Linked DNA regions of Homo sapiens: region 2 is linked to region 1. Evidence: chromatin contacts called from ENCODE Hi-C or POLR2A ChIA-PET data. All regions are on one chromosome and are shown on one strand. Each heading gives the region's core, a stretch centred on a gene start or an enhancer-like site at or near the end of the contact. The rest is flanking DNA. Distances are from core to core; before and after follow the strand shown. Region 1 holds the start of FILIP1L (filamin A interacting protein 1 like). Region 2 overlaps CMSS1 (cms1 ribosomal small subunit homolog).

Region 1 (3,608 bases), core at 676-3,175:
CAGAAAAACATGAGGACCACATCTGAGATCATTTGAGCATTAAAATAAATAATGATATTAGTGATTTATAACTCATTCAATAAAACAGCAATTTATGAGCTCATGTTGATATAAATAAACACAAAAATAAGTGAGGAGAAGGGAATGCTCTTCTTCACTCTAAGAAAGTTTATTTAAGAGCAATATGTTTACCTAGTCTCCAAGTATCTCCCCACAAAATATTTATTAACTGCAAAAGGAAAAACCATAATTTTACAGTAAATCTAACAGATACCACCTTAAGCAAGTGGGTTTGGTTACAAGACTAACTCCGTTTATGTGACTCCTGATATGATTAAGAAGAATACAGCATTGTTTCTGTAGTATTCCTGCCATAAAAATACACAATTTCAATCTCACAATGAGGAAACATCACACAAATCTAAACTAAGGAACATTCTACAAAACGTACTCTTCAAAAATGTGAAGGTCACATATAAAAAAGGAAGATTACAGAACTGTTCAAGATTGAAGGAACGTAGAGACAAGGCAACTAAATGCAACACATAATCGTGGACTAAAAAACCATTTTTTTTCTATAAAGGATATTATTGAGACATTTGGTGAAAAGTTGAATGGGATCTATGGATTAGAAAGTAAAGTTGATTTACTGAATTTAATTGTTATACTGTGGTTATGTAGAAGAGTATACTTACATTTTTAAGATAATCACACTAAAGTATATAAATTAATTCAGAAAAAAATATACACACACCAAAATAAACTCACGGGTGGAAAGGAGGATGAGAGAGAGAGACAGAGAGAGAGAGAGAGAGAGAGAGAGAGAGAGAGAGAGAGAGAGAGAGAGAGACAGAGAGAGAGAGAGAGAAAGAGAAAGAGAGGGAGAATACAACCAGTGGTAAAATGTTAAACATTGGAGAACCTTAGTGAAGAGCATATGGAAATTCTTTATTATTCCTGTATTTTTTCTATAAGTCTGAAATTATTTTGATGTTAAAAATTAAAAATAAAGAGCATGGGCTTTGGAGTAACTCAGATTCAATTTTGAATCCTCAGTCTTATATCTATCATCTGTGAGATCCTAGGAAGTTATTAAATTATTCTGATCTTTGGTTTTCTCATTAGATCACCAGGAGTAGGACTAATTTAAAGGGCTGCTGTGAGGATTAAATTAGATAATGCATGACTTGAGCACTGGGCAGGTGGTAGGCATGTCTGGTAAGTGATCTGATACATAATGGATGCTGAAATATATATTTGTTGAATAAATGAACAAACTCCTCCCTTCTATCCAACCCCTCAATCTGAACAAGTGATCCTACTTAAAGAAAATTAGATGCTTCAAATTTTAGCAATCCTAAGTATGAAGGTTTTCTTAACACTTGAATAATATAAAACAAAATGTCAAATAATAATAATAAACATACCACCATGCATTCCGATGTTGCTCTAGAGTTTCCTCAGCACTTTGCCCTCGTGTCTCCTGTGACACTAAATGGAACAGGCAGGCATTCAAGTTTGAGTCCAACACAGCGTTAATAATAGCGAATGTTTACAGTGCCTTGGGTTATGGGTGTCAAAGAAGGGGTCATGCCCTTGTTACTTAAATCACAAACAAGGCTTACATCAGCTCATGGCTGCAGGGTACAAAATGAGGTGCAATTTAATGTCCATCTGGGCATCTGTTCCTAAGGTGCTAGCACTGCTGTCTGTGGTTCACAATATATCTGGGGTAGCAACACAGCAAAGAATGGGACCCAGGTTGTGCTTGGGAAGTTTCTACTCTCAGCCAAGATGTGCACATGAATTTAAAATTACCTAAGAGGGTGTTTCAGAGTTGCTGGCCAAAGAGTGGTGTCTTCTAATCTGGAGAGCAGCTGCTGGGCACAGGCATGCAAACACACATACACAGACACACACACACACACACAGACGTGCTCACGGAGCCTGTGCCTGCCTCTACTTGTCTGCTCTGCGCAGATGGTTCCTGGCTTTTGGGTCACCTCATCCTGCAGCCCAGTCCAGTTAGAACCTTTCTTCCACAGAGACTGGCAAGCTGTGGGGTAAGAGTTTTGGTAAGGCTGCCTGTCTTCAGAGCATGAAGGACACTGCCCGGAGAGGGAAGAGGGCAATATTTAGTGTTTGGGCCTACTTGTTGTTGGGCTCCCCACTGCCTCTCCTTTGCAGAGCTATCACTGGCCCCTGGTTGCAAACTCTCGGTGGCTTTCAAGCCTACAAAACAAAAACTGAGAGGGTGTCCAAAAAGAGAAGAAGAAAACGTTGTTGTTGGTCCTGGATTCCACTGTTGGATTTTGGTGGGGATGAGAAGAAGGAATTACCAGGTGTGATCAACACCTGCACGGTACCTGCACGGTAAGCTAAGTGTCCCCATCCTTGCTGAGAAGAGGCTTTGGGATGTTTCTGTGTTATTCACCAGCTAGGAGCGGCCAACACCACTCTCCAAAAGTAGGATCTTGTGAATATTATGCAAGGGAACGTAGTATGATTAAGAGCTTATGACAGATGATGACTTTTAGGCTAAAATGACTAAGAGTTGCTTGCAAAATAGAGGAACTATCCTGACAGTAGGTAAGTTTTACTATAGTGATACACATGAAAGAAAACCAAAATGAAACTTTAAATTGTTATCCTGTTAAGAGTAAGATGGATAGTCAAAAATTAAAGAAAAAGTATGTTTGGATAAATGGCTTTCCTTCTTAATAGCTTGATTTTGTAAGCTGATGTGAATGATCAATATACAGTGTCAAAATCATCACAATGTGTTGAAAATGGAGAATTATACTGAATAGGTTAAATTGCAGAGGAGGAATTCTCTTTTCATGGAAAGATTAATGGAAGAAACTAACATTTTCAAATGGCAACTATATTGTATCTTTTTTCTTTTGTTTGTTTACCTTCTGTTGATGTTAAGATTTAATGAATGAGAGCCAGAGAACAGAAGCAGGTTTCTGAGATAAGGTTTTTGGCAGGTCTTGGGAGATACCTATCAAGAACTTGTTCTGTAACACCCCACAGAAGATGACTGGATATCCATGGGCACATCACATCTGGATATAAATGGGAAATGATGCTAGGCTGCTGCCAAATGATATCACAGAAAATTCTGCTCACTGTACTCCTCAATGGGAGGATTATTCAATGTTTAGGGTGGCTGCACAGTTTTGTATATAGGCGCTCCACTGAAGAGAGATATGTGTTCAGTTAAAATGGTTGTGACATATTCAGTTATTCTTTTTTCTTTCCATACCAATTAATGATTACATATCTTTCTTTATTCATTATCTGTTCACATCTCAGGAAGGAATAGAAGAGGTGCAACACATACACTGTTTAACTACACTACCATATTCCACGTGTGTATTAGATATGCATAAAGGAGAACATGGTGTAGTTAATACTAGAGAGAATGCATTGCAATTACAGCAATGTTCCTTTAGCTACAGTTAAACTTGTTTTTCCTGTGATGACATTTTCTGATTTATCAATCTGCTATCTCCCAAAGCCAAATATTCCAAGTAAACATTTCTCTACATTTATCAGTTGACACTATTATGAAACTCTCATTATGCTTAATTAAAAATCAGCAT
Region 2 (3,608 bases), core at 777-3,276, 35 kb before region 1:
CAAAGAGCTGTACTTAAGGAATTAAAACTGAGGAGCCCCAACTGCACCTGGACCTGATTTAGATGACAAGATTTTGGATATTGAGCTCACACTGCAATGGGATGAGACTTTGCAATCCTTGGAGGGGTGAGTATATTCTGCACATTGAAGGGATATAAGTCACTGGGGGGCCAGAGGAAGAGTGTGGTAGCCAGATTCCAGGATAGCTCCTCATGATCTCGATCTCCCGGTACTCATATTCCTTTGTAATCTCTTCCCCATGAATGTGGACTGGATTTACTAACTCGCTTAATATGGCAGAAGTGACGAGGTGTCAACTCTGAGAATAAACTATAAAAAGATTGTGGTTTCTGTCTTGGGTGCTTTTGCTGGTTCCCTCTTGGATCACTCGGCCTGGGGAAAGGCAACTGCAACGCTGTGAGGCAACCCTGTGGAGAGGCTCAAATAGTGAGAGATTGAGACGTGCCGGCATCCACACCAGTGAGCTGCAAGGTAAACTCTCCCCAGCTAAGCCTCCAACCCCAGCCCACAACTTGGCTGGTACCTGACAAGAGAAGCAGAGCCAGAGGCACTGAGTTAAGCCATGTCTGTGAGATAACAGAAACTGACATAATAAATGTTTTTGTTTTATTTTAAGCTGCTAACTTTTGGGCAATTTGTCAATGAAACAATAGATTAATACACAGAACAGAACTGAGAAACCATAATGAAAAGGAAAAAGGTGAATCAGAGAATGAATAGGACACAGCTCTGTTTTCTTTCAACAATAGATAAGCATAATCTTGGAGATGAAGAGTGGAAGAAATATGAAATGACCAATGGTCAAATAAAGTAGTAGCAAGAAAATACAACAGTAGAGAAAGGAGAGCAAGAAGGGAAAGGGAGAAACACTCCTGCTGAAGATTCCTTTATGATTAAAGGAGATAAACAAAGGCCAGCAGAAGAAAAAAGAAGTCCACTGTGGTCTCTGAGCAGGAGAAGATGGGTCATGGAACCACTGAAATGTTACTGACATCATGGAAGCATCAAGGAAAAGTCAAAAAATCCTTCATAAGGGTTTATATTCTGGGAACCATAATTACAAAGTCACTAGGGCTGGCTCTGAAATGACTGATGCTGAAGAGGGAAGAGGGTGATGCAATCTCTAGGAGTAGGGAATTCATCATTTATTTTGGAAGTGATTACTGGGGGAAAAAGAACTATTGGCAAATCTTTATACTCACATTATTAAGCAGGCCAAGGATGATTATTTAGATGTGAAATGGTTGCTAGAGATGAGGTAGTTGCATGGATTTAAAAACTTTAAAGTTATAAATCTGCTGCTTAAAATACTGAACAAACTAGAGGCATGTATTCAGCGACAGAAATGTGAGGCCCAGCTATGGCAAAGGAGGGAACATCATCTATCTTGACAGATGCTCTTGCCTGGTGATATTAAAGCCTAAATGTATATTACAGCTGACAGCATCATGCCAAGTAGTTCCTGTACAAGCATAAAGAAAAACTGAAGGAATAGTACAGTCTTAAGCAAAGTTGAAACAAATCTAAAATTTAAATATAGCATAACATTTTTAAAAAATTGATCCAGAAAAAATGCAGTTATATTTAGAAAACATACATCTGGTCATATCTGCCAAATAAGAGCCCCAAACTGTGTTAGGTACTATAGTGGACACAAAAGAAACCCTGGCCCCAAGGGACTTACGAACCAGCTGGAGACTCAAGTTCTATGCGTGTAAACAATTAGAGAAGGACTCCTGAAAGGACAGACAGTATGCCTGACAAGTAAGTCATCCTTGGGGTGGTGGGATGAGTTCCAGAGGGAGAAGAGCAGTGGGAGAGAGAGGATGAAGGAGGCCACAGGGGAGTTGGAGGGACTGTGTGGGCAGGCAGGGATGGAGAGGACAGACCCCAGCCCTGAATGTCAAGGTGGAGGAGCCTTTCAAGGAGGGAATTGTGTTGGGAAATCAGGGATGTGGTTGGAGGAGGGATAGGGCATCACAAGGCCCCAAGAGACCTCTGCAGGCAGCTGTGTCAGGGAGGGGACAGCTCACAAGCTGGGACAAAGGGCTGAGATGGGAAGAGTCATGAGAAAACTGGGATACCGGTATGGTCATTCATTCCTTCATTTCACAAATAATGAGTGCCAATTAAGGGCAAGGTTCCATGTCAGGCGCTGTGGAGACGCACAGATAAAATCTGTCCTCGAGGTGAGTCTCCTGGGGATAAGCAGGGACCAAGATGGGCAACACTCATATGAGGCAGAGGAGCACATGCAGATTCTCATGTCAATTCAGAAAAAAATGATATTTCTCTGGCCAGGGAAATTAGGATAGGGTTGGAGAAAGGGGTTAGGACTTGGACTCTTCAAAGCAATTTGGTGGTGAAAGAAATTAAAGCAAGAGAAAAGTGATTAAAAGGGGGCAGTAACAGCTTAAGGTTTTGTAATTATTTTTTTGCTTGGCAGAAAATAGCAATGGCATGTGACCAACAAAACACATGAGAACACGGTTAATCCAATTTTCCTGAGCTGAAAGAGAGAGGACAGGTAAAAAGGAAAGTGAAAGCAACAGTATCCTTGGAGTCTGGCTCACAGCCAAGCAGATGGGCCATGACCCCCAGAACCCATCTCTCTGAGCCTCTGGTTCTTTGTAAAGTGGGTACCACCTACCTCCTAGGGATGCCGTGAGGATTATGTTACAGTGTGCCTTATACAGTAACAGTATTAACTGCTCAATAAAAGGTCTTTATTGTTTTACCAATGAGTCCAGAAAGAGCAAGGAACAAACAAGAAGAAAATCAAGGGGAAAGCAAGAAAAAAACGAAAGCCAATGGAGTATGAAGAAGACTACGTGCAAGTAAGTCCTGTAGGTAGACATTGATTAGAGGCAAAAGTCAGAGAGGGCATGACTATGGTATGATTAGTGGGATAAGCTAGGGAAAAATTAAACCCCACCTTGAGGAAATAAATTGAAGAGCTACGGATGTGTTACCCTGTAGGTTTCCAGAAGAATGATTGAAACTAAAACTAGTATAGGGCCTTTGAGCAAAATATTTAATGGTTGGAGAAAAAAAACCAAGATGATTATATATTAAACATGTATACCTTTCTGCATGTCCCTTCCCAGGAAGAAAAAATAATGGACAAAATAAAAAAGATTATAATATAATTATTAACTATATAATAATTAACACTTCAGTGATTACTCTCTGATAACCACTGTTTGAAGTGCTTATCAAGCACAGTCTTATTTAATCATCATTACAACTCTGTGAGGAAGAAATAATTGTTATCATTTACCAAGAAGGTGACTGAGTCACAGGGAAATTTAACTTGTCCACTTCGGTGGGCAAGTTAAGCAACACTACACTAAATTGCTTCTCACAGTTATCCTGAGCTGGGTCACAAACTTTGGGTAGAATAACACTCTGGTGTAATGAGTTTAAAGCACCTACAATAAGAATAAGACCCCAAATTGTTGCAATGAAAAATATAGTAACTTTGGATTGGTAATAGACAGTCCTTTAAAAGATCACACATAAGCCAGGCACTGCGGCTCATGCCTGTAATCCCAGCACTTTGGGAGGCCAAGGGAAAGAGGATCACT

Evidence for each region. Hi-C counts contacts between places; a loop is a spot of excess contacts on that map. ChIA-PET counts read pairs that join two places held with the same protein, here RNA polymerase II (POLR2A). Pooled maps may share reads with other maps.
Region 2: a loop to region 1 is called in a map of prostate gland, with 2.0 times the contacts of the local background. The contact joins the enhancer-like site here to the promoter of FILIP1L in region 1. A Hi-C loop is called at or near these places in 11 of 168 maps with a recorded cell type or tissue (PC-3, aorta, cardiac septum and 6 more) and 7 of 50 pooled maps. POLR2A ChIA-PET finds 5 or more read pairs at or near these places in 3 of 52 experiments (Caco-2, OCI-LY7 and PC-9).

What each region holds. Positions count from the first base shown.
Region 1 is chr3:100,112,818-100,116,425 of GRCh38, reverse strand. FILIP1L (filamin A interacting protein 1 like) reads left to right here and starts at 1,925. Exons shown (of 6, transcript NM_001387850.1): 1 at 1,925-2,373. All of the region lies in intron 1 of CMSS1 (cms1 ribosomal small subunit homolog), which reads right to left.
Region 2 is chr3:100,148,314-100,151,921 of GRCh38, reverse strand. All of the region lies in intron 2 of CMSS1 (cms1 ribosomal small subunit homolog), which reads right to left. It overlaps LOC105374009 (a long non-coding RNA gene), which reads left to right. Exons shown (of 5, transcript XR_007095984.1): 3 at 1-126; 4 at 2,772-2,858. Among named protein-coding and RNA genes, the nearest start is that of FILIP1L, 36 kb to the right of the region's middle. Within about 2 kb of position 2,026, at least 2 of the 41 ENCODE cell types and tissues checked have a DNase peak (open chromatin) inside an H3K27ac peak, as active enhancers do; they include gastrocnemius medialis and psoas muscle, where a contact is called at or near this core.